Linked DNA regions of Homo sapiens: all the other regions are linked to region 1. The links are chromatin contacts, found by Hi-C or POLR2A ChIA-PET in ENCODE. All regions are on one chromosome and are shown on one strand. The core of a region is the stretch at or near the end of the contact, and the rest is flanking DNA. Distances in the headings are between cores, read along the strand shown.

Region 1 (4,051 bases), core at 496-2,995:
AAATACTGGGGGCTAGGACTTCAACATATCTTTTTGAGGGAACACAATTCAATTTACAAAGGCAATTAAGTGCTGCCACTGCCACTTGGCCTTTGTCGTCTCAAGAGTCTATCATTGTTATTACATTTAGGGATCCTAGTTTATGGTAGCAGTTCCCATGATAATTTCTGGTCTATAATGAATAGTCAGCACAAAGCTCATCAAGGATGCTGGAGCTCCCCTTACAGATTTATTTCTCATAGCCAGGGTAAAGGGTGTGTTCTGAGAGCCCTCTCAAGGTGAATGAGTAGGTCTTATATGATAAAGACACTCCAACATTCAAATGTTTCTAAGCCTTTAGATATCTTCCTCTACAGTATACCCCAAAAGTTCTGGCATATTTTGATTTCATTTATTGTAGGTCACTTTTGGGTCCATGTTTCAGCCAACCAACCAAGTAAACTGTCAAGCCCCTCAACCTGAAACACTGAATCTAGAATATTTGCTTAGTTGGCCCTGTTATGGACTGCATTGTTGCCTCCTCCCCAAAATGTGTATGTTGAAACCCTAACCCCCAATGTGACTATATTTGGAGATGGGGATAATTAAGTAAAATGAGGTCATAAGGGTGAGGCCTTAATTCCATAGGGCTGATGTCCTTATAAGAAAAGGAAGAGACATCAGCGCTGTCTCTCTCTCTCTCCACGTGAATGCCCAGAGGAAAGACCATGTGAAGGTACAGTAAGAAGGTAGCCATCTGCAAGCTGGAAAGTGCCCTCCACAGAAACTAAGCCTGTTGGCACCTTGATCTTGAACTTCAATCCTCCAAAATTGTAAGAAAATAATTTTTTTGTTATTTAAGCCACCCTGCCCATGGTATTTTGTTATGGCACGCCAAGCTGATGAATACAGGCCCATATCAACTAATTCTGCCCAATCCAACTTCATTTTCCTTTCACTTTGACTCCATATCTTTAAAATTGATTCCTATGCATATCCCCCAGGTTTCTGACTATATAAAGTGATAAAACTGTACAATGCTTTTGGTATGCATAGCAGCTCCTCATGGGTTACACTTTGTACTTTACCCCTCTGAGCCCGCTGGGACTTCAGGTAAGTTATAGGTTTAGAAGCAAAGAGAGGTGGTGGGGGTAGGTCTTAAAGAGGATCAGCAGTGCCTTACCAGTCAACTACCTCAGGAAAGGCAGGCAAAGGAGGGCCAATCTTCTCAAGACAGGAGTAGAAAGGCTGCTTCTACTGGCAAAAAAGGCTCAGCAGAACTCAGGGGTTAGAGTCCCCAGCTTTGTGAGAATCTGCCCATAGGATCCCATTCCAGCTTTATATTCATACAGAGGCTACAAGGCTGAGAAATCACTTTGCATCATTCAGCCACTGGCAGGGCGGAGACTCTGAATTTTGGTTTTCAGGGCCCTGTGGCTATGGAAGGAAGATAAGAATTTCTTTCAGGGCAAACAGAAGCTTTCAGTTTCTTTATGTGGACTTTGAGCTGATAATTCAAATTCCCGAGCCTATCCTTTCCCTACTTTCTCCCACGCAGTTAGGAGCAAACAGCCAACCTCATTGTACTCCTTGGTTTGACTAAAATGTGCTAAGGCATCAAATACATGGTCACCCAGAACCTTGTCTTCTGTAAGTGTTTGATTAGGAGTAACTGTAAGGGATAATTGGAAGGATGGCCGAGAAAGGAATGAGGCCAATAGACCCAAGTTCAGGCAAGCTGATTTATTGTCAGTCCTGCCAGGCCACCTCTTGACAAAAGCAGAGGAGGCAGCCCCACTTACAGGCTATAGCAAGGTTTTATAGGGTGTAGAACTGGGTCAAGGTGAAGGAAAAAGAAAAGAGACGGGGCGGGGGGGGGGTCCTTTGTGCCAGGTGTCTGACCACTTCCTGGAGATGTTTTTCTTGCCAGTTCTGTTGTGCAAGGTAGATGTCTTAACCACATCCTGGAGCAGCTGGCCTCTGGTCAAACAGTTACAGGAGGGTTTGGGGTAGGGTGTTTTGCTTTTGGCCTTTGGGGCTTAGATCTATGGGAGGGGGAAACAGTCCAGTTGGGTGGACCCTAACAGTAACCAGTGGGGATATTTTGTGTATCTCTATTGCCACATCATGCCATTGACTACCAGTGCCCTTCTTACTGCTAGAAGTAGACTCATTAGTGCTTTTAAATTTAATCATATTAGAGAAGACTCAAAACCAAGTCAGAGAATTCATACTTAAGATTCTATCCCCCTGGAACCACTCTTGGTATTAAAATCTGTATCAGTTAGCATTTAATCAGAGAAGCAAAAACTAGTATCTATCTAGATCTCTATATTTATATCAGATATTCTGCAGAGTGGCATTATTGACTTTTGGGCTGGATAATTCTTTGTTGGGGTGTGAGGGTGGGGGACAGTCCTGTGAATTGTGGGTTTATCTATGGCCTCTACTCACTATATGCCAGTAGCACAACTCTCTACCCTCCACCAAGTTGTAACAACCAAAAACGTATGCAGACACTGCCAAATGTTCCCTGAGGGTGAAAATTGCCTCCAGCTGAGAACTACTGGTATCTCTATATTATCTATATTTTTATTTATAGCTATATGTATCTCTTCCTCTATCTGAGAGAGAAATTGGTTATACGGAATTGGCCTTATGCAATTGTAGGAGCTGGCTAAGCAGTCTCTGTATGGCTGTTTTCTCACACATGATGCTGAGGCTTCAAGATCACAGGGATGGCAGTCAGAAAAGGAAAAACACAAGCAGGCTGGAACCAACAAGCTTAAGCTGGAACTCCGTGGAGAAGGACTAAAACCTGTGTTCATTCTTGTTGCCTCTAACCTTGGTAATGAGGGTATCCAGCAGAAGTGGGGCCCTTTGTCACAAAGTGAAACACACACCCCTGGTCTAGGAGTCTGAGAAGCTGAAAGAATATCAGCGGCAGGTAGAGCAGCCACAGAATCAGATGCTGCTTCACACCAGTAGGGTGAATCTACAGATCAGCAACAATATGTGTGAGCCACAAAATGGCCACTGCTTCTCTTTCAGCCTCTAAATGTCTCAAGAATCTTCCCTATGTCTTACCTCAACTCAAAACAAACAAGAGAAAAAATTCTGGGAAATGCAATTCAGCCTAGACAAGGTGACATATGAGAAAGCCATTACAAGATAGTTTGCTCAAAGTAGGATCCAAATTATGTCCATACTCAAATGAAAATATTATCCAAGCTGGGAGAATGTGTGGTTCCAAAGACTGACTACAAAATAAATTATGAGCTTAAATGGATTAAAATCATATTAAATATGTAGAAACTTCAAAACTCCACAAATCCAAAGTATGTCATGTACGGATAGAAATTTTTTCTTCACTGATGAGATAGAAAAAGAATTTGTCTGGCACAATGTATGACCCTTTGTCTATTCAAAAATGATCACAGCTAATGCAAAACATTTAACAGAAAGATAAATTTAATGTTAACAAGCACATTTGATAATTGTCCCAGGAAAGATTATAGGTAACTGGATGGAAGTATTTTTCAAGTAATCTAGGATAGTCAACATTTTAAATGCACCACAGAGACATTTATCTCAGCAATTCAGCAAAGCAGCATCAACTCTTGAGCCAGAATAAAAGCTTTCAGCTTCTCTTTTGAGAAGATTCTGAGCATTTACTTCATTTATAGTAAGGCTCTCTCAAATTTTTCTCTAAGATTTCCCAGAACCTTTCTGAGGCTTCATGCAATTTATATAAGTCACTTAACAAGCACTTGTTGAGCTGTTACCATGTGTCTGGCACTCTTCTAGGTGCTCTCTATAGACAAAGAATAAAATAGACAATCTATTCTCAAGAAACAAGCCTTCAGTGAATCAATAAACAAATATATATACACACATATAGTTGTGACAAGTGTTAGGAGGAAAAATATGACTGGGCAAAAGGATGGAGAGTTATACAGAGGAATGCTCATGCCTTTTTATATCAAGTATTCAGGTCTTTATACTTTATATCAAGTATTTACTTCAAGATACTTTATATCAAGTATTCAAAGTCCACTAAAGATTATCTGTA
Region 2 (4,051 bases), core at 648-3,147, 1.9 Mb before region 1:
ACTTTTGATAGGGTTAAAAGACCAGTGTTCAACACTTTCCAATCCTGACTTCGGGCAAATCATTTACCCTTTCTGTTTCCTTATCTAAAATAGAAAATAACAGCCTATAGTGTACGCGGGTGGTCGTGTCTGCTTTTTAGAAGCCCATGAGCTAGTGGGGAAGCAAATGATTCATGGAAATAATTATAAAAACAAGGTAACATATGCTAAGAGTTATTAGGGCTATGAATGATACATCTTGGATACCCTATTAGATAATTTGTGGTGAAAAATTTGTAAACAATCTTGTGCTAAATAGAGAAATGGTTTAAAAATTTAAGATACCAATAACTTGCTTTCACTGTCACCTACATTAGTTTGGTTCCATTTTTAACAGTCTTTTATTACAAACTGATATAATCATAGCATAACTAAATTCAACCCTCTTCTCTATAAAATAGATCTCGGTTTGTAGGGTTTTACTATGATTTTGCATGCCATTTGATGTCCACAGGTATTTTTTAAGTCAAAAGGAAATCTGTAAATTAGGAACTGTTAATTTCCTCTTCATTTGGGCATCCTAGGTAGACTGTACAGATTTGTTCCAAGCACCCCATTAATTTGAGATTAGCCTAAGTTTTTCCTATGCCCGCACTTTGGAATATAAACATGTAGAAAATAGTCCATGACACAGCGGATGGGTTCATAAGTTTCTTCCGGGTCCTAACACCGAATTGTGCTGATGATCTGGCAATGGAGGCTAATCTTGCCACATCAAGTACGGCCTATTCGCTAAGCCGTCTGGGGCACTTTATAATTTTTTTCTTTGCTGGTCTGTTTGAAGGGCTCCTATGGCCAAAAAGGTGGTCAGTCCCGTCAGCTAGGCTGTGAGGACGCCTAAACGCTTTGAGGACGCCTAAACGCTTTGAGGTAGTGATGATGCATGATCGTGTGAAAGAGTTTCTCAGAGCACCTCCCTCGCGGGGTGGGGAAAAGGACCTCACTCCCCACGCCCCCTCCTTCCGCTGCGGGAGATAGCCACACCTTCCCCCTATCGGCGCCAAGCAGGTGGCCAGGCCCTCGGGACCTCGCGCCCCCGCAGCCAGTGGCCCGGCCAGCTCGTGCGTCACGTGACGCGGGTCAGCTGCACCGCCGGGACCTCCAGGCACCGCGGCGGCGACCGCCCAGCGCGTGGTCTCGAGATCTCATCTTTCCGCGCCCCTCCCCCCACGGTCCCGGAAAAGGGGGAGGCCGGTGACGTCATCATCCGGGTTCTTGTCGGCGGGGCTACGGTTCACAATGGAACAAAAACAAGCGGCCCGAGTCAAACTATGAGCGACGCGGCTGCGGCTCACGCGATTAACCCTGTCGTGGCCACACACCCCGCCAGTCCCTGCCGCCCAGCCCCTCCCGAGTGGTGTGCCAGATCTTTTCGGGCCTCCCTTCCCCAACTTCGGTCCTAGAGCCACCTCTGCCCTCGTCCCGCTCCTGAGCCGAGGGGCATGGAACAGGATTTCTGGCCGTAGCACGACCCTGAAGGGGCCAGCCGGAAGAAACAGTACTGCGCGAACAATCTTTACCGCATTGTCTTCCCCTCCCCCACCCTAGCTCTCCGGGTTCCCGGCGGCTCGCGCCGAAGCCCGGCCCCCTCAGCGGCTCGCGCTGCTCTCCCAGCCTTGACGGCCCGGGGTGGAGGGAGAGAAGAGGGGGCAGCTGAGCGGGAGGGGGCTGGGCAGGAGCAGGGGGAGGGCCGAAAGGAGGGGCCTGAAAGGGGCGGGCCCTGACGGGGGCGGAGAACTTCGGGTCTTGGGCGGCTCTGGGGCTAGTGGGAGTCTGCGCCGCCGCCGCCGCCGCCACCGCTGCTGCCGCCGTCGCCGCTACCGCCGCCGCCACTGGCCGAGCGGTTTTTTTTTTTTTGGTTTGCCGGATCCGCCATATTGACGAGGACGGGCATCCGCGGCTGCGGACGCTAGTCTCCGCCGCCGCCGGAGCCGCAACCTCTCCGCACCCGGCCCCGTCAGGGCCTCTGTCGCGCCTAGCCCCTCCCCGCCTTACACAGCTCCCGGGCCTCGCGGGAGCCCGCCGCCGCCGCCTCTCTCTCACGGGAGGCGGCCGCCTTAGCGCCCGGTGCTTGGGTCGGCGCCGGGAGCGAGGAGCGAGCTACTTCAAAGCCACCAGGCCTGGAGCGGGGACAGAGGCGGCGACTAGGGGAAGGTGAAGCCGTCGCTGCAGGAGGAGGAGCAGGAGGAGGTGACGCAGGAGAAACGCACCGCCCGGAGCCCGTCTGAGCTCAGCGAGAGCCCCAGCCTGAGGGGAGAAGGGGAAGAGGGCCGTCGCCGGCCAAGGAGGAGGAGGAGGCGGGCGCGGCGAGGAGCGAGTTCCGGCGCCGGTGTGCAGCCTTTTGGTTGAGACGCCCGCAGCCCCGAGCCCGGCCGCCGCAGCCTTTCGATACACTTTGTTGCCGGTCACCCCCGGGCCTGGGATGCACCCAGGGTAGGTCTCGTCCCGGGACCGAGCCCCACCGTCGCCTGGTGCCTCCCGCCTCCGTGTGCCCTGGTTGTGAGAAGACGTCTGTGTCGTGCGGTGAGTGGCCAGCTGCACTGGGGCGACGCTCTTTCCCGGGGCCAACAGCTGGATGTGGGTGAGGGGAGGAGGGCGAGGGGGGTGTGCGTGTGTGCGAGCCTCTTCCCTCGGCGGCTGCCGGCCAGGCTGGGGCTTCCCCGTTCCCCCTCCTCCGGCCCGGGCTGGGCGGGCGCGCGGGCCCGTGTTGTGTGTGGAGCCGGTGTCCCGAGAGCGTGTCTGTGTGTTTTGGACTGTAAGGGAAAATGGCTGACGGCTCCGTCCCTCCCCCTCCTCCCCCTTCCCGTCCTGTCTGGGGCCGAGTAGGAGGATGGAGTCTCCGGGCGTGGCGGGCAGCCCCCCCGCCGTCCGCACCCGGGGGCCGGGTCGGTTTGGGGGCTGGCCGCCCCCCGCCCGGCGGCCGCTTTCCTACCCGGTCTGGTTCCACTTGACACCAAACGCCATTACTGAGGTGGAGTGATTTGGAGCTGGGGAGCTAGGCCTCGGCTACGCCTGGCTATCAGGCCTGACGACTTGTCCGCCTCCCCCCACCCTCCCGCGATAACCCGCAGTTTCTCCCCGGCCCTGGGCTCCTGGAGTGGGAGCTGGGTTATCGGCCTCCTACACCTCCTTCGCCCCGCTTTATTTGCAGAGGGCCAAAGCCGTGAAAGGGGTTTTTGAATGCAGAAATCGCTTCCAAGCTAGCTTGGACCTATTACCTTTCTATTTTTAACTGTTTCTGCAAATATTAGCATGTGCGAGTTTGGTAGTGATCAGGTCTTCAGATTCTTGTGACGTGAGGCTTAGGGTTGGATAAATGGCTGATTTTTCATTCATTGTGAAATAAGTTAAAGAGTTATACAGCAGGTGTGTAGATGGCTTCTTAAATTATTTGTGTGGATTTCTGTAGCGACTAGAACTTACACGAGAATTTGCAAAATTTCTAGTAGAACCTGCTTAAATTAAGCATGTTATTTTTTGGAAGTTCCATAGTTACAACGTTAATTGAATTTACACGGTGCAGTTTACAGGTGTATATAATTGCTTCAGATTGTCTTTTAGTTTAAATAAGCAAGTTGTAGGTATAGATTAAATATTCATGCTTTATTTTTCGGGGAGAGAAGTATGTGTACTGTTCTTTTACCTGGAAACCCATGAGTCCCTAAATCTACTTAACGTTTGTATACTTTCACTTTTGAGGAAGAATGATTTGGGGTGCATTGATTAGGAAACTTTCCAGCAGGTACTTAACCCTCTCGGAGCTGATTACCCTTAGGTAAGGACTCCTTAACCATGACTAGCTTGGCTGGTTAGTACACTTGAACTCAAAAATAGAGACTATAAACTCTCCTTTAGATCTCGCTCGTCTTCTAATTCGCTGGGCTGCCATTTTGGTTTCAGCAAATACCTTCAAATTCTTGAAGAATTATGTATTAAATATAAAAAAGTGTCAACATTCGTTTTCTCAATTTTTAAACTCATGTGCTGTGTCATACATCTAACTTTAACCCTT
Region 3 (4,051 bases), core at 695-3,194, 1.5 Mb before region 1:
ACAACCCTGGGCCACCTGCTTTTCTCCCTGCAGCAAGGTTTTGATTAAGGGCTGCTCATCCTCCCAAGTCGGTGGTACCAGCTCACCTGGTGGATGGGCTCCTTCCTTTTTATGCCAAGAGTCTCTGATGCCTCCTTATTTTCCACTTGGGAGAAATGTTTCAGTTCACAGGTGGAGAAGAAGGTCTTCCTTAGTGGGATCCCAGTGCCAGAGCACCAGGCCCACTGGCCTGGAGAAGATTGAAGGGAAGGTTGGACCAATAAGCTGCGAACAAAGGTTGTGGGTGCAGACAGGTTGGCTCTTACAGTCGAGATTCAGCCTCTGGACTGCTGCTGGGGGAGTGGGGGCTTCGTTGGGCTAAGGCTTGGGGTGATGGCTACAGGGACACCTCCGACACTGGTGGTCACAATGAGAGGGCTGCCCACTGCTCTCATCTAATAAGCCAGGCGAGTCCAACACTGGGGATAGAGATGTCATTTGAGAGGCCTCCCCCACCCACATCCCTACCCCATCCCTAGTATTCTCTTCTTTCCAGCAGGTTAGACAAGTTCAGCCACATTTTGGCTTTCAAGGCTCAAATGGAAGAAAACAAAAATTCCCCAGGGCACGGTGGCCTGAGATGTCTAGATTCACATCCAGAACCCTTTCTGTGGGAAGGGAACTCCTGGCTTCCTTTCATCAGCACTGGCTCACCAAGTCCTGCGTGGCCAGAACTTGGCAGGTTGCCATGGATACCTGGAAGTGCTGTCCCAGCAGACAGCAGAGGCTTGCTGGGGCCAGGAGAATGTGGGGGCACCTGAACTGCTGGCCAGAAAGGCTAGATAAACAGGCCCCCCTGCCACCCTCATTTTGATCAGACCCCCTCCACCAGTCTCCTAAAACAGGGCTTTCCAAACTTTACCGGGCACAGGAATCCCCCTCTCCGCCGACCTAGTTAAAATGCAGATGCTGGCCGGGCGCGGTGGTTCACGCCTGTAATCCCAGCACTCTGGGAGGCCGAGGCGGGTGGATCACAAGGTCAAGAGATCAAGACCATCCTGGTCAACATGGTGAAACCCCGTCTCTACTAAAAATACAAAAAATTAGCTGGGCATGGTGTAGTCCCAGCTACTCAGGAAGCTGAGGCAGGGGAATCGCTTGAACCCAGAAGGTGGAGGTTGCAGTGAGCCAAGATTGTGCCACTGCACTCCAGCCTGGGCGACAGAGTGAGACTCCATCTCAAAAAAAAAAAAAAAAAAAAAAAAGCAGATGCTGATTCAACAGGTCTGGGGCGGGGGGTAGAAGGCGCTGAGATTCTGTTTTCCTAACGAGCTCTCAGGTACTGCTGCTGGTCCACCGGCCACACTGAGTAGCCAGGGCCTAAACTGAGTCCTGGTGGGTTTCAGAAACCTCAGCCAGATTCTGAAGGTCCCATTCCTGGACCCACTGCCTTAGGCCACCACTACCAGCCCTAACCCCAGTGGGAACCTCTTGCCTTCTTGTAGTGGAAGGACTCTCTCCAGTCCGTTTTTGTATCATTCACCATCAACCACTTCAAAGAAAGGAAATCAGCAGCCGGCATTTTGGGGAAACATTTTAAGCTGTCCTGTCCCTTCTCCAGCTCTCCAAGTTATATAATGCGTCCTTGTTGAAAATGCTGATAATGCTGTTTGGGTGGCAGGAAGCCAATTTCAGGCTACATATTGCTTGGGGCTGGGGCTGGGGTCAGGGAACGGGGCAGGGTCTGGGGAAGGTTTAAGGAGAGAAAGGGGCCAGGCAGATGGAGAGAGGACAGGAGGGCCAGGGTGGTCAAGGCCCGGGGATAAAGCCGATTGGTATGTCAGCAAAATCTGTCACTGGCTTTAGTGATTCGAAAGGCAGACACATTCTTTCATCTCTGTTAATCCTCATGTGATACAGAGGATTTTCCTGCCATTAAATCTGGAGAAAGAAAAATAAGCACTCAAACCTGCACAAGTAACTATTCCTCTTCACCCCTTCCTCCCGTCCCCCCACCCCCACCTTTACTTCTCTCTCAAACCATTTTCAGCATCTGTGGCTGCCTGACTTGGGAGATGGATGGGCTGAGGGAGTGGAGGGGGACCTCAGAGGAGCAGGACCAGGGAGACTCCCAGGACGGTAAGCAACATTTGAGGACCATTCACTAACGCTTCTCTGCAGGGGTTTCCTCTCCATCCATTTCCTTGCTGGGTTGTCAGTGATGCCATCTGAGTTGCTGTCAGGGCTGTAGCCTGACAAAGGGTTTCCTAATAGATCCAAACTGTCCATTTGTGGGGAGCTTCTGATTTTCTGTTGTTACTGGTTTCCCTTAGCCCAACACCAGGGTCATTAAGAAGGAAGGAATGTGAGGAAGAAAGAAAGGCAGGGCATTCAGGAAGAAGTGTGGAGGCATGGGAGGGTTCTCATGGGGCCCTCCTGGGCACTGGGTGACCTGTCCTTTCTCCCCTCAGGTAGGGGTCCCACGGCTGGGTGGTCCTAAGCCACTGGGTGGATGAAAGGCCGAGGGATGTTGGTCCTGCTTCTGCATGGTGAGTTCTCCTGCCGGTGGGTGCAAGGGTTGGGAAGAGGGGTGGAAGCCACAGAGCTTCTGCCCAAAGAGTCTTTAAAGTGGCTTCTGGGACAGCGGTATCTGGACACTTCTGATCAGGTTTCACTGACCCTGTGATCGTGGGGGAGGGGATAGAGAAAGCAAGAAAACAGCAGGTGGTGGGGATTTTTGTTTCCTAAAAACAAAACTCCTGAGCCGAATATATGAAATAGTCCTCTTGGTGATTTTCTTATTCTAATTTCAGATATGAATTCATTGGTGTGATAACCAAAAGCTACAGTGCTACAGTGTTTTTTTGTTTTGTTTTGTTTTTGGAGATGGAGTCTCGCTCTGTCACCCAGGCTGGAGTACAGTGGTGCGACCTCGGCACACTGCAAGCTCCGCCTCCCGGGTTCACGCCATTCTCCTGCCTCAGCCTCCCGAGTAGCTGGGAGTACAGGTGCCCGCCACCACGCCTGGCTAATTTTTTGTATTTTTAGTAGAGACGGGGTTTCACCATGTTAGCCAGGATGGTCTCGATCTCCTGACCTCGTGATCTGCCCGCCTCGGCCTCCCAAAGTGCTGGGATTACAGGCGTGAGCCACCGTACGGTGGTTTTTTCTTTTCTTTTCTTTTCTTTTTTTTTTTTTTTGAGACAGAGTCTCACTCTCGCCCAAGCTGGGGAGCAGTGGCATGGATCTTGGCTCACTGCAACCTCCGCCTCCCGGGTTCAAGTGATTCTCGTGCCTCAGCCTCCTGAGTAGCTGGAACTATAGGCACCTGCCACCACGCCCAGCTAATTTTTTGTATTGTTAGTAAAGACGGGGTTTCGCCATATTGCCCAGGCTGGTCTTGAACTCCTGACCTCAGGTGATCTGCCTGTCTCGGCCTCCCAAAGTGCTGGGATTGCAGGCATGAACCACCGTGCCCAGCCTACAGTGGTTTCTAATCACATTATTTTAAGCTCATTTAGTTAAAAACAAAAGTCCCTTTAAAAAACCACCTTCCTAAAGGAAAAAGAAAAAATGAAAAATGCCTTGGAATTATAGGATTATGGATATTGAAGTTATTTTTCAAAGTTTCTCGCTCTGTTATGTGCACTTTAATATACCAAGAAGACTCGTTATGAAATATTTTCCCTGGCTCTAGCTGTTCCAATCTGACTGAGATAGCCCAAGGAAAAATCCTTTAAATTCTTCAGTAAATGATTCTACACAAAGAATCTGTTTTTTTCTGACCCTCAAGTGAATTTAATTATTTGAGATATGATGATCTATGTAATAGACCTCTGTATGCGATGCTGATAGAGAACATTTTACCAGATCATCTAAAACAGGAGTAATGGAGTTTTCTTCCTCTTTATTCCACCTTTTCAAAAACCGGAACTTGCTCTGTTCAGTCAACCAACAGGCATACACTGTGTGCCTTCAAAACGCTCGAGAGATATTTATGAGGGATATAATAGCATGCTCTTTGTCTTTGAGAAAATTCTTTTATAAGAGATTCAATAAATAAGCAATAAAA
Region 4 (4,003 bases), core at 1,278-3,777, 1.4 Mb before region 1:
ACCTTTTCTTTCTTTTAATGAGACCCAGAAGAGTGACTTGATATTAAAACCCTATCAAGTATAAGATGACAAACATTACCATAAATTATCGTGCTGAAGATCCCAACTGCCTAATTTTTATTAAAGATTAGGTTTGAAAAGTATTTAATAATTTTTAGTACCTGTGTCAAGAGTTACTAACTGACCCAATCTGAAGAGAAACAAACCTAAGATTTCACATGTTACAATCACCTCAGAATCTTTCTATTATAGAATAAATATTATTACTAGTAAGGGTAAAAGAGATATACATCAGAGAAGAACTCTTTTTTTAAGACTATTTTAGCAGATTGATTAAAACAATAATCTCAAGCCTATAACAATATTACACTTCCAGCAAAGATCCTAGGAGCCACAGCCACTCTTCCTATATCCAGGCTCCTCTATCGCTTGCTTTCTCTCTACTATTCTATACACTCAAAATATTTTCCAGGCTCCATTCCCTTAGTGTCCAAATCAACTTTAACGATAAGAACAAGGAGAGGAAGGAAATAAGTACTTTTTAATTTTTGCTTCTGTAGAGTTCTTTTAAGCCTTAGAAATGTGCATGTCTTTTTAAAAGACATTTTTTTTCCCCAGATGACTTAAGAGCATTTCTAGAACCTGTCAGCCTTAAAGGTAATGAGATCCCTTAGAAGAGCATTCTCATATGTTAGTGAGCAAGACTGATCTCCAGGTGCCACCCGCAGAGACTCAAGTCAGTAGAGCCAGGGTGAGGGGCAGGGGTCTACTCTTTAACCAAGGACCTGGGGGATGCAGATGCAGGTGGCCAGAGAGCCTTCTTTTTTTTTTTTTGAAGTATTGCCCTAGCTGGGAAGAGTCCAACCACAAGCTTGAATTCTGCCAGGGAACAGGAGGGCCAAAAAGGCTGGAGGTGGAGCTAGGAGAGAAGTATCATTATTTTTTCTACTATTCAAAGGCAAAGAAGGTAAGAGGGGTTCTTCTTACTCAAGAACATAGAATTTACATCTATGATACTGGTTCCACCCCAAACTAGTTCGACCATTTAAAAAAAAAAAGAGAAACTTATGTTGTATTAATAACTAACAGTACCTTCTGGTTAGTTAGCCAAAAAGACAAAAGTCAATTGTATTTACTAAATTTCTTCAACAGATGAGAAATGATATAAGGACATCTGTAACTCTGGAATATTAAAATTATTTACATAGAATGTTAAGTGTGACATTCTTTGTTTCCCAGCAAAGTTTGTGTTCTAGGTAACAAATTTCAATACTCTGAATCCTGGAACAGAAGCAATTCTGCATTTTCTTTTGAAATATACTATTAATTGAAGTTCCATAAAAAGCCACCAAGAGGAGCTCAAGACCCGTTACAACGGACACCTCAATTGCCATGGCTCACCAAAAATATACTTGACAAAACTATACATTTTAATATGTATCTTCAATAGGCTTTTAAAAAATATGAAGCCTCTGATTTTTCTTATGAAATTTACACCATCACTAGAGACTAGAAGTATTACAATTCTCTCTCAGGTTCTCCTAAGTACAAATCCAATAAGTTACCTGTCAGTCTTAAAAATAAACTTTAGGAAGTGTGTACTTCATATTGATGCACATACTCTCGGAAGATGCACATGAAAGAACAAGCTTCAATAAATAACACTCGAGCTGAACGTGCAATGACCAAAGGATGATATCATTTATGCCCATTTATATTTCCAATACAAAAAGAATAGATTTTTGAATCTCATTTAACAACCAACACAAAACTGAATAATATAGGTTGGAAGAACTATAATTTCTACAGGATAAGCCTATTTTAAGAAAGAAACTTTGGGGCTGTATTACTCTAGAAAACTTACTTGTTTACAGATCACATACCATTCTAAATTTAAACAGTTTTACAAAAGGTTGCAAAAGCCTATTTCCCTCTAGTGAAGTCAATTATCAATTCATTGCAGACTTAACTTCCATCTAGAGACCTGTCACAATTGTATGAACAACTGTATCTCAACAGAAATAGATCACTTCTCAGATCCTTAGAAAGAAGAACTATCTATGTGATTTCTTAACAAGGGAAGTGAATGAACTTCCTGGAAATATTACTGCAATTATGGCCTTTAGTTTTTTTCCCTCAGACACTCCGTTTTTTCCTTATTAAGCCTTATGTCATCATTTGTAACTTCTCTACATTTTGCTCAGATTTCAGCCTGCAAAAAGTTCAAAGTGCTGAGGAGATCCACATGGAAGCAGGGCTGAGTAGGTGGATGGGACCTACTCTGTTCCGTTATCTTTGTTGTAAAATTGGTGTGCAGTGATCTAACAGCACAGGCAGAAACAATTTCCCAGAAAGCAAAAACATACAGCCATCAGCAGACAGTTAGTTAAGAACTCAGAGCAGATGGGGGTGGTTTGTTAGAGTCATTACCTCACAGGACGAAGACTGAGTGCGGTAACTTGGCACAATCTTGAAGGTAATACTCCCCCGCATTTCCCTCTGGAGGGGGGGTGGTGGGAAAGAAAGAAAAGTTTTCTTACAAACAATTGTTCACAAAACCATGTAAGAAGCCACTCAAAACACATGGGGGCAATTAGCACAAGCCATCTGAGAGCACATAGCCGGAAAATGAAATGTAGTCATGAAGCAGGGACTGCTCGAGTTAACAGTAGAGTAAGTTCCTGGGAAAAGCCCAGCAGCCAATTGCCTTTTGCTCATACAGCAATGGTCTCACAGATCTTCAATGGTCACCTTTTTATAGATGTGAATACAAAACTTTCTAAGTGACATGCCTTTCAAAAGTGAATATACATTGAATTAGACAATAGACTAGGTAATTACATAAAAATTACATTGAGTATGCCACATTATAATGGTGTACCCCATAGAATATGCTTTTTACTTTTAAAAATTTTTTATTTATTTATTTTTTTGAGACAGAGTCTCGCTCTGTCATCCAGGCTGCAGTGCAGTGGCACCATCTCGGCTCACTGCAAACTCTGCCTTCCAGGTTCCAGTGATTCTCCTGCCTCAGCCTCCCGGGTAGCTGGGATTATAGGCACGCGCCACCATGCCTTGCTAATGTTTGTATTTTTAGTAGAGACGGGGTTTCACCATGTTGGCCAGGCTGGTCTCAAACTCCCGACTTCAGGTGATTCACCCACCTTGGCCTCCCAAAGTGCTGGGATTACAGGCATGAGCCACCGCACCCAGCCACTTTTTGCTTATTAATTTTGGCTTTTTTTTAAAAAAAAATTTTGGGCTGGGAGTGGTGGCTCACACCTGTCATCCCGGTACTTTGGGAGGCCAAGGCTGGTGGATCACCTGAGGTCGGGAGTTCGAGACCAGCCTGGCCAACATGGAGAAACCCCGTCTCTACTAAAAATGCAAACATTAGCAGGGTGTGGTAGCGCATGCCTGTAATCCCAGCTACTTGGGAGGCTGAGGCAGGAGAATCCCTTGAACTCGGGGGGCAGAGGTTGCAGTGAGCTGAGATCACGCCATTGCACTCCAGCCTGGGCAACAAGAGCAAAACTCCGTCTCAAAAAAAAGAAAAAAAAATGTTTGGTGAGTCTGTGAAGCTTATTTCATACTTAATAGGTATTCATAACCTGGGTGCTACTACACTGCAGTGGGAAAAGGGATCAGAGGCCCCAAACACCTCTGTCTGCTTGCTATGACAATGAACATAGGCAAAGGCTGTCATTTTGCCTTTTTAAAAAATCCAAAGCCTAATTTGAATACAGATTTTGGATATGTATGGTCAAAAATGGCCTGGTCTACCGTGGCTTTCCTCCCTTCTATGCTGTAGAGAAATCCACGACAGCTGGCTATGACTCAGCTCAACAGGAAAGAGGTTTCTGACACTGCTGATGTCAGGAGAGTTGAGGTCAGTGAGAAACTAGTTCACATGTACAAACACTGAAAAGGTTTTCTTTAATCATCTGCTTGGTAAGAAACAGGAGATAAAGGATAAAAGGAGAGTGTTAAAGCCCACACTGCT
Region 5 (4,051 bases), core at 1,072-3,571, 1.2 Mb before region 1:
ACTGCAATACTACATAGCAATAAAATAAAGGAACAGCTGCACAAAGCAACCAGATGAATCTCAGAGACCAAAAATAGAGTATATACTGTAGGATTCCATTCAAATAAAGATTTTAGGCCAGGCGTGGTGGCTCATGCCCGTAATCCCAGCACTTTAGGAGGCAGAGGCAGGCGGATCACTTGAGGTCAGGAGTTTGAGACCAGCCTAGCCAACATGGTGAAACCCTGTCTCTACTAAAAATACAAAAATCAGCCGGGCGTGGTGGTGCATGCCTGTAGTCCCAGCTACTCGGGAGGCTGAGGCACGAGAATTGCTTGAATCCAGGGGGCGGAGGTTGCAGTGAGCTGATACAGCATTGCACTCCAGCCTGGGCGACAGAGCGAGACATCGTCTCAAAAAAAAAAAAAAAAAATAGATTTTAGCAGACGACAGTGAACTTTATTATTTGAGAATTCTGAGAATTCCTATTTTGATGCTAGGGATATAAAAAGCACAGAAGTGAAGTCCAGATTAGTTATTTCTGAGAGAAGAAGGGGATTATCATGAGAAAGGGGAATTCAGGGGCTGTTGAGGTACTGGCAGTTTTAAAATTTCTTGACTTGGGTTATAGTTACATGGTTGTTCACTTCTACAATAATTCTTTAAGTTGTATATTTATGTGAATGTATTTTTCAAAATGTGAGGCATTGTACTGAGAAAAAGGTTAAATCTAAGTATGATGTATGTATTTGTATGTATTCATATACTCTTTTACCCAGTTATTCTACTTTCAGAAATGTATTCTGAGGAAACAAAGCAATCAAGGGGCGTGAACAAGTAATTATGTACAAGATATTAATTATAAATTATTTCTAATAGGGAAAAACAATGTTAATGTTGAACTATAGGGAATTTATTAAACATGGCACATGCACACATTTAGATGTCTTAATGAAGTCATTAAAATATTGTATCCAAAAAATATTTAATGGTATAGCAAAATGCTTCCAATAGAAGGAAATGGTCCAAAATGTTTGTGAATGACATTTATTTCTGTTACAATTTTTATAACAAAATTAAGACATTATTTTTTGTCAAAATTTTCTGTAATTTCTAAATTTTTACAAGTTATGTATATGGCAAAGGTTGTACACTAAGAATTTTTTTTTTTTTCAAGACTGAGTCTCGCTCTTGTTGCCCAGGCTGGAGTGCAGTGGTGTGATCTCGGCTCACTGCAACCTCTGCCTCCCAGGTTCAAGTGATTCTCCTGCCTCAGCCTCCCGAGTAGCTAGGATTACAGGCGCCCGCCACCACGCCTGGCTAATTTTTGTATTTTTAGTAGTGATAGGGTTTCACCATGTTGGCCAGGTTAGTCTCAAACTTCTGACCTCAAGTGATCCGCCCGCCTTGGCCTCCCAAAGTGCTGGGATTACAGGTGTGAGCCACCGTGCCTGGCCAATAACTTTTATTTTTAAATGAACAAACTATACTTCTTTTAAATAACAGAAAATTAACTGAATTTTCTTCAGATTTTATATGTACACAAATTTATTCAAAATTATTTTAGTGGCTTGAAGATTAGTTGTCATAGACGAAAAGTTATCGGAGTGACAATTTCAAATGTATTTCTAAGACAGTAGCATCTGAATAGTTTATTTTCTCATATAGCATTCAAAGTTTAAAATCTGTTCTATACTGTAACATCCCAATCCAGGATTTGTTTTATACAAAAATCTGACCACCTAAATGTTTTTTAACAGATATAAAAATGATACTGTATTTACAGTTAAAAAGAAAAAAAAAAAAACCCCAAACTCCAAACCCTGTCATTATCTTTACAGTCAATTATATTTTGTTTGCAGATCCAGGAGTTTATATCAACTCTTTTAAAACCCTTCTTCTATTTATCTCTATTTTAGTTTGTGCAGAAGAGTTAATATAGCAGGCCTAAACTACTATCTCATAAAAGGCTTGAAAGGCCTACTAAGGTTGGCCCTTGAGAGGTTTATCTGGGAACTTGGATTTCAGGACGGTCCTCTACATTCCTGACTGAAAAGACTGACTCACTGTGTCTAAACTGTTTGTGCTAACAATGTGATTTAGGCTGAACACCTGCTTTCTTTCTGGGAGTCTGGAATTTGGTTAAGTGCCAAGTGGAAGATGCCTATGTGACCAGCCCCCAATAAAAACCCAGGGCAGAGTCTCTAATAAGCTTCCCTGGTTGGCACCATTTCACATGTGTTGTCACAACTCATTGCTGGGGAGACCCTTGAAAGCTTGTGCCTGGTTTCCCCTGGACTTCAGCTAATGTATCTTTTCCTTTTGCTGATTTCTCTTTATATCCTTTAGCTATAATAAATCATAGCTGTGAATATGACTATATGCTGAGTCCTTTGAGTTTTCTTAGTGAATCATCAAGCCTGGGGGTGGTCTTGGGGATCCCTGACACACAGTTTGCAAAACTAAAATCAACTAAACATTTTGATACTGTGAGTCAAAAGAGATGTTTACTTTGCTGAAAGAACAAATAGCAATTTATATCATCACACATAAAAAGAAAAAATCAAAATAGATTATATAAGACTAGCTATGAAAATATGAGCAAATCTTCAAATAGATTAAAATGCTACAGTACAGATATTTATTGCTTGGTATGAGACAAACATATTTTCCCTTAAGCAGCAAGTTTGCTGGTAAGTAGTAATCAGTTCCACTCTATCAGTATAAATAAATTTCACAAACACTCCCTTCCCCAGGCATAAATACTAGACCAAAAAAAAATAATAATAAAAAAAGAGCTTTCAGTTTATCGCCTTTGTGAGCTACAAAAACACAAACTGCTAATATTATTTTAAAATATACAAAAAAATTAAAGATATAAAAGGTAAAAATATTAAAGATAAAAAATTTAAAAGATACAAAAAAATTATTTTAAAAGATACACATCATGTCGGATGTGTTTTAAATCAATATTTAATTATTGTAAAAGTCTCCCCGTGGTATATGTAATCGCTCTGTAATAAGGTAATTAAAATTCCTTGGCCAGCCAATTTAGGATTTACAGCTTAACTCAAGTACCAGATACTACTAAAGACAAGCCCAAATGTGTCACTTAGAAATAAATATTTAACTTGTGGGGATAACCCAACTCAGCCTGTCTTCAAAACTGAACCTGTATTTAAAATATGTTTCAGCAAATTGCTACAGACAGGTTCAAATTTAAGTGTAATCCCAAAGTAATGGATGTGCAAATATATGCAGATGTCTACAAAACTACTGTGTGTGTTGGGACAATGATGATATAGCCTTTATGTTGTATTACCCCCATTTTAAAGGTCAATCATCTCTTGACCTGCCCGGTCAGAACTCACATCTGCAAAAGTGAATGTCTAGAGGTGGGACCTGGGTACCTGCTTGTTTAACAAGTTTTATACCGGATTTTCTAACCTAAAATTTGAAATTTACTAATCTAATCTTTTCCATATCTAAAATTCTGGTTTTGTGAGTCTCTGTTTTTAAGCATGCTTTAAACTTATAAACCATTTGTGATTAAGTAGATATCAACTATTATTATTATTATTATTTTATTTTTAGAGACAGAGTCTTGCTCTGTAACCCAGGCTGGAGTGCAGTGGTGCTATCTTGGCTCACTGCAACCTCTGCTTTCTGGGTTCAAGTGATTCTCCTGCCTCAGCCTCCCGAGTAGCTGGGATTACAGGTGTGTGCCACCACACCCGGCTAATTTTTGTATTTTTAGTAGAGACGGGGTTTTGCCATGTTGGCCAGGCTGGTCTCAAACTCCTGACCTCAAGTGATCCACCTACCTTAGCCTCCCAAACTGCTGGGATTACAGGTGTAAGCCACCAAGTCCGGCTTATTATTTTTGAGACAGGGTCTCACTTTGTTGCCCACACTGGAGTACAGTGGCATGATCTTGGTTCACTGCAATTTCTGCCTCTGTGGCTCAAGTAATTCTCCCACCTCAGCCTCCCAAGTAGCTGGGACTACAGGTGTGTGCCACCATGCTTGGCTAATTTTTAAAATTTTTTCGTAGAGATGAGGTCTCACTCTA

What was found. A loop is a pair of places that touch in the nucleus more often than their neighbours do. ChIA-PET counts read pairs that join two places held with the same protein, here RNA polymerase II (POLR2A). Pooled maps may share reads with other maps.
Region 2: a loop to region 1 is called in a map with no recorded cell type, with 22 times the contacts of the local background. The contact joins the promoter of USP9X here to the enhancer-like site in region 1. A Hi-C loop is called at or near these places in 3 of 37 single-sample maps with no recorded cell type and 5 of 50 pooled maps.
Region 3: a map with no recorded cell type shows a loop between it and region 1 (5-fold over the local background). The contact joins the promoter of NYX here to the enhancer-like site in region 1. A Hi-C loop is called at or near these places in 4 of 37 single-sample maps with no recorded cell type and 3 of 50 pooled maps.
Region 4: a map of naive thymus-derived CD4-positive, alpha-beta T cell shows a loop between it and region 1 (8-fold over the local background). The contact joins two enhancer-like sites. A Hi-C loop is called at or near these places in 1 of 168 maps with a recorded cell type or tissue (naive thymus-derived CD4-positive, alpha-beta T cell), 3 of 37 single-sample maps with no recorded cell type and 11 of 50 pooled maps. POLR2A ChIA-PET finds 5 or more read pairs at or near these places in 2 of 52 experiments (CD8-positive, alpha-beta memory T cell and RWPE1).
Region 5: a loop to region 1 is called in a map of CD4-positive, alpha-beta memory T cell, with 6 times the contacts of the local background. The contact joins two enhancer-like sites. A Hi-C loop is called at or near these places in 9 of 168 maps with a recorded cell type or tissue (B cell, CD4-positive, alpha-beta T cell, CD4-positive, alpha-beta memory T cell and 5 more), 28 of 37 single-sample maps with no recorded cell type and 17 of 50 pooled maps. POLR2A ChIA-PET finds 5 or more read pairs at or near these places in 5 of 52 experiments (CD4-positive, alpha-beta T cell, CD4-positive, alpha-beta memory T cell, T-cell and 2 more).

What each region holds. Positions count from the first base shown.
Region 1 is chrX:42,941,891-42,945,941 of GRCh38, forward strand. LOC105373188 (a long non-coding RNA gene) reads left to right here. Exons shown (of 5, transcript XR_949037.3): 5 at 2,650-3,166. Among named protein-coding and RNA genes, the nearest start is that of PPP1R2C, 170 kb to the left of the region's middle. RefSeq lists a silencer at 2,618-2,677. Within about 2 kb of position 1,746, at least 7 of the 41 ENCODE cell types and tissues checked have a DNase peak (open chromatin) inside an H3K27ac peak, as active enhancers do.
Region 2 is chrX:41,083,548-41,087,598 of GRCh38, forward strand. USP9X (ubiquitin specific peptidase 9 X-linked) reads left to right here and starts at 1,898. Exons shown (of 45, transcript NM_001039591.3): 1 at 1,898-2,562. RefSeq lists enhancers at 849-1,143, 893-1,432, 1,971-2,508 and silencers at 1,053-1,122, 1,553-1,932, 2,633-3,092.
Region 3 is chrX:41,445,399-41,449,449 of GRCh38, forward strand. NYX (nyctalopin) reads left to right here and starts at 1,945. Exons shown (of 3, transcript NM_001378477.3): 1 at 1,945-2,118; 2 at 2,451-2,528. The coding sequence starts at 2,507. RefSeq lists an enhancer at 21-70.
Region 4 is chrX:41,557,349-41,561,351 of GRCh38, forward strand. It overlaps CASK (calcium/calmodulin dependent serine protein kinase), which reads right to left. Exons shown (of 27, transcript NM_001367721.1): 18 at 2,431-2,499. Among named protein-coding and RNA genes, the nearest start is that of CASK-AS1, 42 kb to the left of the region's middle. Within about 2 kb of position 2,528, at least 5 of the 41 ENCODE cell types and tissues checked have a DNase peak (open chromatin) inside an H3K27ac peak, as active enhancers do.
Region 5 is chrX:41,777,095-41,781,145 of GRCh38, forward strand. The region is part of intron 3 of CASK (calcium/calmodulin dependent serine protein kinase); the gene reads right to left. Among named protein-coding and RNA genes, the nearest start is that of GPR82, 55 kb to the left of the region's middle. Within about 2 kb of position 2,322, at least 5 of the 41 ENCODE cell types and tissues checked have a DNase peak (open chromatin) inside an H3K27ac peak, as active enhancers do.